Linked DNA regions of Homo sapiens: region 2 is linked to region 1. Evidence: read pairs that join two places in POLR2A ChIA-PET (ENCODE). Cell type or tissue: Panc1. All regions are shown on one strand. Each heading gives the region's core, and the rest is flanking DNA. Links, peaks and the distances in the headings are about the cores only.

The links. Peaks named below come from ENCODE experiments on the same cell type or tissue, not always from the same donor. Only the 100,000 strongest peaks of a DNase experiment are listed, where the experiment ranks them.
Region 2: POLR2A ChIA-PET joins it to region 1 with 9 read pairs; 5 of 35 experiments call an interaction of 5 or more read pairs at or near these places.

The regions. Positions count from the first base shown.
Region 1 is chr3:100,327,089-100,331,489 of GRCh38, reverse strand. No RefSeq gene overlaps it. Among named protein-coding and RNA genes, the nearest start is that of NIT2, 5.5 kb to the left of the region's middle. RefSeq lists a silencer at 3,058-3,288. In Panc1, for the core only: no CTCF peak of the experiment used is centred there; no DNase peak of the experiment used is centred there.
Region 2 is chr3:99,822,560-99,826,960 of GRCh38, reverse strand. All of the region lies in intron 1 of CMSS1 (cms1 ribosomal small subunit homolog), which reads right to left. It overlaps HP09053 (a long non-coding RNA gene), which reads left to right and starts at 3,096. Exons shown (of 3, transcript NR_110821.1): 1 at 3,096-3,217. The region is part of intron 1 of LOC105374010 (a long non-coding RNA gene); the gene reads right to left. In Panc1, for the core only: no CTCF peak of the experiment used is centred there; no DNase peak of the experiment used is centred there; H3K4me3 peaks cover 284 bases; H3K27ac peaks cover 1,696 bases.

The sequences.
Region 1 (4,401 bases), core at 192-4,191:
ATTCCTCCAGCTGCCGCTTCATAGTATGAGGTGAGTCTAGGGGAACGTGAGCTCAGTTTTTGGGGGAGAGGTGGATATGTGTTCCAGGAAAACTCTCCGTGTTTTTCCTCTGCTCTTACATCACCACCACAACAATCATCATCACAGAAGAATTCTGGGACCAAATGTGAGGGGGTTCCTCCCTACCACCAAGCAGCGGACACCAGCTGGGTATCCTCCTATTCAATTCCAACACTGTCTACCTGAGGAAGACACACCGGCACCAGTCATATGTCTTGGACTCCAGAACTTCTGACCAACCACTTTCAAGTTGGGGTTGCCATGATCCCATCTTTGGGTTTGAATAACTTGCTGGAGCAGCTCACAGAACTCATGGAAACATGTTTCCTGGTTTATTATAAAGGATGTTGCAAAGGCTACAAGGAAGAGATGTGTAGGGCAAAGTATGGGAGGAGGGGCACAAAGCTTCCATGCCCTCCAGAACCTCCACGAACGTGGTCAGCTATCTAGAAGCTCTCCAAACCCAGTTCTATTGGCCTTTATGGGAACTTTATGTTATCAGCATTCCTTCCTCCAAGGGATGGGGCAGGAGCTCTCAGGAGGTATTTAAGACCCACAATCAGCAAGATTAGAGTTCTGCCTTGGGGCAGGTGAAAGGAGAGCAGGAGAGGCCAGAGAGATTCTGTTTCCTGAGGCCTGCCCCTGAGGCCTAACACAACTGGCATTATAACAAAAGACTTAACAAGGCTATGGGAGTCAGGGACCGTGCTTGAAAATGTGTGTATGTATGTGTGTGTATACCTCGTAACACCACAATACGCAAGTGACTTACAGCAGTCAGAAATTAGGGGCTGAAAATCAGAATTGCAGTCATTTGCAAAGAATAAGAGAAGAAATCTATGAGTAGATGCAATCGGAGAAGGAAAGAGTATACTACAGAAAGCAAAGGATCAAACTTGGGAATTATCATATTGGGTTAGAACTGTGTACAGGGAGGAGTCAAAGAGTGTGTATGCATCTAAATATACACATAAATGCATAGATACACAGAATTTTTAAATTTCTGATGCAGTTCTCTGCAAATCAGGAGACCTGAGTTCAAAACTTTGCTGACACACCATGTAACTTTGGACAAGTTACTTAACGTTGGGAGACCAATTTAATATACCCACGTGGGTTAGACAGGTAACTGAGTAAAGCTGGCAACCTGAAGAGAAAAGCAAACACTGAGAAGGCCACTAGCTCTCGCCTGCTGTTTCCAGGACAGCAAACAGCAAAGAGGTGGCACAGTATAGCAGTTATAACCATGAACTCTTTTGTGTGGATGTTAAGTTTTCATTTCCCTAGGGTAAATACCTAGGAGAGGGATTGCCGGGTTGTATAGTAAACATATGTTTATTTACAAGAAATGGCCAAACTGTTGTCTAGAGTGTCTGTACCATTTTGTACACCCACCAGCAATGTATGAATGTTCTAGTTATTCCATATCCTCACCAGCACTTGGTATTGTCATTTTTTGTTTTTAATTTTAGCCATTCTAACTGGTGTGGTTTTGATTTACATTTCCCCAACAGCTAATGATGATCTTTTCACATGCCTATTTGCCACCCATCTTTCTCTGAAGAATTGCTTCTTTTCCCCATTGTTTTGTTTTCTTATTGTTGTAGTGAAAATCTTTATATATTCTGAACACAAATCCTTTGTTGGTATGTTTTGCAAGTACAGTATTTTTCCCCAGTATGTAGCTTGTCTTTCCCTTCTATTAAGTGTCTTTTGCAGAGCAAAATTTTTAAATTTAAGATTTTTTTTTTTTTTTTTTTGAGATGGAGTCTCTCTCTGTCACCCAGGCCGGAGTGCAGTGGTGATCTCGGCTCACTGCAACCTCTGCCTCCCAGAGTCAAGTGATTCTCTTATCTCAGCCTCCCAAGTAGCTGGGATTACAGGCGCACGCCACCAAGCCCGACTAATTTTTGTATTTTTAGTAGAGAGGGGGTTTCACCTTGCAGGCCAGGCTGGTCTCAAACTCCTGACCTCGTGATCTGCCCGTCTCGGCCTCCCAAAGTGCTGGGATAATAGACATGATTCATTCTTATGGATTGTGCTTTTCATATGTCTAAGAACTATGGCCTAACCCAAGATCATGAAAATTTTCTCCTGTTTTCTATTAGTTTTATAGGTTTACATTGCACATTTAGCTGTATGATGCATTGAGTTAATTTTTGTATAAGGTTTGAGGTATATAGGTTGAGATTAATTTCTTTGTATATGGGTATCTAGTTGTTCCAACAGTGTATGTTGAAAAGACTATCCTTTCTCTATTGAATTGCCTTTGAAACTTTGCTCAAAACAACTGCCCATTATTTGTGGGGGTCTATTTTTTTCATTTTATTTATTTATTTTAGTTGTTTTATTTCCATAGGTTATTGGGGAACAGGTAGTGTTTGGTAACCTGAGTAAGTTCTTTAGTGGTGATTTGTGAAATTTGGGTACACCCATCACCCGAGCAGTATATACTGCACCCAATTTGTAGTATTTTATCCTTCACCCCCTTCCCACTCTTTCCCCGAGTCCCCACAGTCCATTGTCTCATTCTTATGCCTTTGCATCCTCATAGCTTAGCTCCTACTTATGAGTGAGAACATACGATGTTTGGTTTTCCATTCCTGAGTTACTTTACTTAGAAAAATAGTCTCCAATATTATCCAGGTCGCTGCGAATGCCATTCATTCATTCCTTTTTATGGCTGAATATCATATATATATATATATCTCACAGTTTCTTTATCCACTCATTGATTGATGGGCATTTGGGTTGGTTCCACATTTTTGCAATTGCAAATTGTGCTGCTGTAAACATGTGTGTGCAAGTTATCTTTTTCTTACAATGACTTTTTTTTTTTTGAGATGGAATCTTGCACTGTCACCCAGACTGGAGTGCAATGGCACAATCTCACCTCACTGCAATCTCCGCCTCCTGGGGTCAAGCCATTCTCCTGCCTCAGCCTCCCGAGTAGCTGGGATTACAGGTGCCCACCACCATGCCCAACTAATTTTTGCATTTTTAGCAGAGACGGGGTTTCACCATGTTGGCCAGGCTGGTCTCGAACTCCTGACCTCAGGTGATCCACCTGCCTTGGCCTCCCAAAGTGCTGAGATTACAGGTGTGAGTCACCGTGACCAACCAATGACTTCTTTTCCTCTGGGTAGGTACCCAGCAGTGGGACTGCTGGATCAAATGGTAGTTCTACTTTTAGTTCTTGAAGGAATCTCCACACTGTTTTCCACAGTGGTTGTACTACTTTACATTCCCACCAGCTGCATAGACGCGTTCCCTGTTTACAGCATCCATGCCAATATCTTTTTTTCTTTTTAATTTTTTGATTATGGCCATTCTTGCAGGGGTAAGATGGTATCACATTGTGGTTTTGATTTGCATTTCCCTAATCATTAGTGATGTTGAGCATTTTTTCATATGTTTGTTGGCCATTTGTATATCTTCTTTTGAGAATTGTTTATTCATGTCCTTAGCACACTTTTTTTTTGTGGTAGAACAAAATTTGATTGTTTATATGCCCTGAATTTTTTTAAATTATACTTTGAGTTCTAGGGTACATGTGCACAACGTGCAAGTTTGTTACATATGTATACATGTGCCATGTTGGTGTGCTGCACCCATTAACTTGTCAATTACATTAGGTATATCTCCTAATGCTATCCCTCCCCCCGCCCTGCACCCCACGACAGGCCCCGGTGTGTGATGTTCCCCACCCTGTGTCCAAATGTTTTAATTGTTCAGTTCCCACCTGTGAGTGAGAACATGCGGTGTTTGGTTTTCTTTCCTTGCAACAGTTTGCTCAGAATGATGGTTTCCAGCTTCATCCATGTCCCTACAATGGACATGAGCTCATCCTTTTTTATGGCTGCATAGTATTCCATGGGCACACTTTTTGATGGGATTTTTTTCTTGCTAATTTGAGTTTGTTGTAGATTCTGGATATTAGTCCTTTTTCAGATGTATAGATTGTGAAGATTTTCTCCCACTCTGTGGGTTGTCTGTTTGCTGATTGTTCCTTTTGCCGTGAAAAAAGCTCTTTAGTTTAATTGTCCCAAATATTTATCTTTGTTTTTATTGCATTTGCTTTTGGGTTCTTGGTCATGAAATCCTTGCCTAAGCCAGTGTCTAGAAGGGTTTTTCTGGTGTTATCTTCTAGAATTTTTATAGTTTCAGGTCTTAGATCTAAGTCCTTGATCCTTAAAAGTCCTTGATAAAAAATATTTTTGTTAAGCACTATGTAACACACTGCATGCCACATAATACACTGCATAACATTCTAGCAGGGGTAAGTGACCATAGCTGAATTCTTTTCTTATCAATCAGGAAAATGAAAATCCTTCCTTAATC
Region 2 (4,401 bases), core at 155-4,154, 500 kb after region 1:
GAAGCTGACCTAATAATTCTAGAGTGATTTCACCTGATGAACTGTTTCAAAGTAAGCAGATAAAAATCCAAGTGAGTGAAAACAAATCCAATTTGTAACAAAAATGTTAAAAACCTGATACTTTTAAGCTGAAGTCTTTTCCTGGTCCTTCATTTATTTACCTTCAAGGTTTCTGAACTAATCTTGAGATATTTTAGAATCAAATATCTGATTTTAACAGATATGTGACTGGTCTAATACATAGCTGATAACTACTAAGTAACGGAGTAACTAAGGTAAAACACAATTCTCTCTGGATTTGTTTCAAATTTCTTCTCCTGAAGACACGTGACATACAATTCACGATGTGACTTTGAGTTTGGGGCAGCGTTTGCAAACTGCGGTTCACAGGCCAAATTCAACCCACTGTGAAAGTTGAAAAACAATCAAAATAAGACTATTTTGTGACGTGAAAATTACATAAAATTCAAATATTGTTGTCCATAAATAAAATTTTATTGGAACACAGCCATACTCATTCGTTTACACATTTATTTTCTATGACTGCTTTTACACTGCAACAGCAGTTATGACGGTGATGACTGGACCCACACAACCTAAAATATTTATTATCTGGATTTATATGAAAAAAGTTTGCTGACCTCTGGTCTAGTGTGAACTAGAACAAGGAACTCAGAAATAGGAATTTAAGAGCTTGATCAACTACTTTTTATAAGCAATATTAGCCATTTAAAAATCAATTAAGAATTCTATGAAAGCTGATAAAAATGGGGAAACTATATTTCAAGCTGTGATATATTTAGTAAAATGTATAATTCTATGAATGCATCTGAAGTGTTCCACTAAATAACATCAGATTAACAACAGATAAAAGACTTGTGCTGGGCCGGGCTCCGTGGCTCACACCTGTAAATCCTAGCACTTTGGGAGGCGGAGGCAGGCGGATCATGAGGACAGGAGATCAAGACCATCCTGCCTAACGTGGTGAAACCCCCCTCTACTAAAAATACAAAAAATTAGCCAGGCATGGTGGCATGCACCTGTAGTCCCAGCTACTTAGGAGGCTGAGGCAGGAGAATCGCTTCAACTCAGGAGGCGGAGGTTGCAGTGTGCCAAGATTGCGCCACTGCACTCCAGCCTGGGGGACAAGAGCAAAACTCTGTCTCAAAAAAAAAAAAAAAAAAAGAAAAAGAAAAAAAGAAAAAAAGATTTGTGCCACAAAATGATATATTATTATTGAATCTGAGGGAGGAAATGGAAGTTATGTATAGGCCTTCCACATTTATGAGTTGTATTTTTCAAGAGATTCATGGACATTTAGCAAAATTATAGCAGGAACTACCTGACATGCAATTTAGGGAAATATGCATAAATTTCCACCTTTAAATGTTCGTAATTGTTGTCAAGAACCACTCATTTAATCATCTGAAAGAACTGTGGAAATTATATGCAGTAAATTAAACCAGACCATGAAGGTTATCTAAGTGTCCATCTGTTACAGCCTTCAAGTGTAGAGCAATGACTAATAACATAGTCATTTTTCTCCCTCCTCTTTCTTCTTTCCTTCCCCTTGCTTTTTAAATTCATCCTGCCCCTGTGTTTTGCCCCTGAATATCTGTCAATACTATTTGCATTTTGACTGAACCACATCAATGTGTAAATCCTGTAATGTAAGCTGATTATGTTTTTTCCCTCTAATTCTGGTACAGTGTCTAAAACAAGGCTAAGCATGAGAGCTTGACGAATGATTATGAAAACAACATGCCCAGAAGTCGATCCTCTGTTGTGTGTTATTAACATCTCCTACAAATATTCCAAGTCTGAATTTTATATGTAGAGACAATGCCTTACAACATCTACAATGCAAGACTGTCTATATGTAAAACTAATACTGTAAAGGTTTAACTTTGGTGTGAAAATAGAAAAAACACAGAACAAAAAAACCTGGGTACTTGGGTTTAAAGAAAAGATCCAAGGTGCTCCCCTACTCCATTTCCAGAAGGAATTCACCATGGATAAAGCAATATAATTTGAAGAATATACCATAAAATGATATTACAACAAAAATATTTACAAAGCTCATTTCAGCAATCTCAAAAAGAATAAGCACATTGATTCTAGGTGACAAAAGCTGTCACCAGTAAAAATTACAGGCTTATTTACAAAGAGTCTCTTGTCCTCTTTCCAAACGTAATTTATAAAATTAAATCCAAATATGGTTACAATAAAATGTTAGACACAGTTTTACAAGGACTACTAATGTAATTTTGAAAAGAGAAAAGCGGCATTTGCCAAATCTGTCAAAAGCCTGGACAGGAGTTTGACAAATCTGCCAGCAGATCAAGGTTCTTTTGATAAAGATCTCCTAGGTTGAGGTCTTCAAGGTGTGACTACGAAATATTAATAATTAATTGGTTAACTAACAAATACTTAATGAGTGCCTTCGCTGTATCCAGATACTACTCTAGGCCCTGAAACTAAAGCAAACAAGACAAACAAAATACCTGCTCACATGGAGCTCTTACAGTCTACTGCTGGGAAAAAGTAATTAATTTAACAAGGAAAAATAATAGTTGGTGCTAAGTGCTCTGCTGAGAATTATAATAACATAATAATTTAATAGATATTGTGATAATGTAATAGAGCACCTAGATAGTTACTCTAGACTGCCTGATCAGGAAGCGCCACTCTGAGTAGGTGACGTTTGAACTGAGTACTTAATGTTAAGACAGAGCCAGCTGGCCGGGCCTGGTGGCTCATGCCTGTAATCCCAGTGTTTTGGGAGGCTGAGGCGGGCGGATCAAGAGCTCAGGAGTTCGAGATCAGCCTGGTCAACATGGTGAAATCCCGTCTCTGCTAAATATACAAAAGTTAGCTGGGTGTGGTGGCAGGCGCCTGTAATCCCAGCTACTCAGAAGGCTGAGACAGGAGAATCATTTGAACTCAGGAGGTGGAGGATGCAGTGAGCTGAGATCGCACCACTGCACTCTAGCCTGGGTGACAGGGCGAGACTCCAGCTCAAAAAAAAAAAAAAAGAAAGAAAGAAAGCCAGCCAATCAGAAGGACAGGACAGAAAGGAAAAGAACAGCTAACACAAACGGCTAAGTAAGACAGAATGAGTGTGGCCTACTGAGGAACAGAATGAAGGCTGGTGTGGGTGGGGCAGCATAAACTATAGGGGAGTAAATAGTAGAAGACCTGGTGGCCACCAGCCATGGTAAGTAATCTGAATTTCATTCTATGTGCCAGGGAAAAAGCTATTGGAAGATTTAAGCAGGAAAGTGGCCTGACTTCTTTTCAAAAGGCCTCTAGCTGGTGAGTGAGGGACAAGGTGGAAACTCTGAGCCCTGTTAGAAGCTTATGGCAGTAAGGATGAAAATGTATACTCCAATGGAGGCAGAGCGAAGAAAAATGCAAAGAAAGAATCAGGATATGTTTTCGAGGTAGTGACAACAGGACTTGATGGATGAGATATAGGGGTGAAAAAAATAAATAAATCAGAATACTGCTAGGCCTTTGTGAAATTGGGTAGTTGGTGGTTTAATTTATGGAGACAGGAAAGTTTGGAGAAAAAGCAGGTTTGGAGAATAATTCAGTAGCTGGGTCTTGTTTACATTTGACATCCCTATTAAATAACTAAGTAAAGATTTAAAGAAGGCAGCCACATATGTTAAGCTTTGAGCTCCAGGATCAGGTTTGAGTTACTGGCAGAAATGGTTCTCAAAGCCCAAATGGAAAAGCTGCTTATTTGTAGCTCCAAGTAACCAGTGTTCTTTAAAAGAGTAAACTTTGGAAAACTAATAGACACAATTTCATAATGATATATAAACAAAAGACTTTCTAAATTATGAGTCTCTTTAAGCCGATAACAGATTATTCCTTTAGAGATGAGATTCTTACCACTGATAATGAGAATGCGAAATATAAGCACACAGGCTCTGGTTTCAGACTGCCTGCATATGAATCACAGCTCCCCTATTTACCAATTAAATAGATAGTATTGGGTGAATTAAATTAAATAGTATTAAGTAAATCACTTAATTTCTCAGTGTCTCAACTTCCTCATCAGTAAAATAAAGATAACAACAGTAACTACCGCTGGTGTACTTGGGAAGATTAAATTAACTAGAACATGTAAAGCAATCAAAACAGCATCTGGCAGGTAGTTAAGTGCTCAACAAATGCAAGCTGGTATTATTACTATTATTATTATTATCATTATTATTTTGAGATGGAGTTTTGTTCTTATTGCCCAGGCTGGAGTGCAGTGGCACGACCTCGGCTCACTGCAACCCCCGCCTCCTGGGTTCAAGCAATTCTCCTGCCTCAGTCTCCTGAGTAGCTGGGATTACAGGTGCGTGCCACCACGCCCAGCTAATTTTTTGTAGTTTTAGTAGAGAC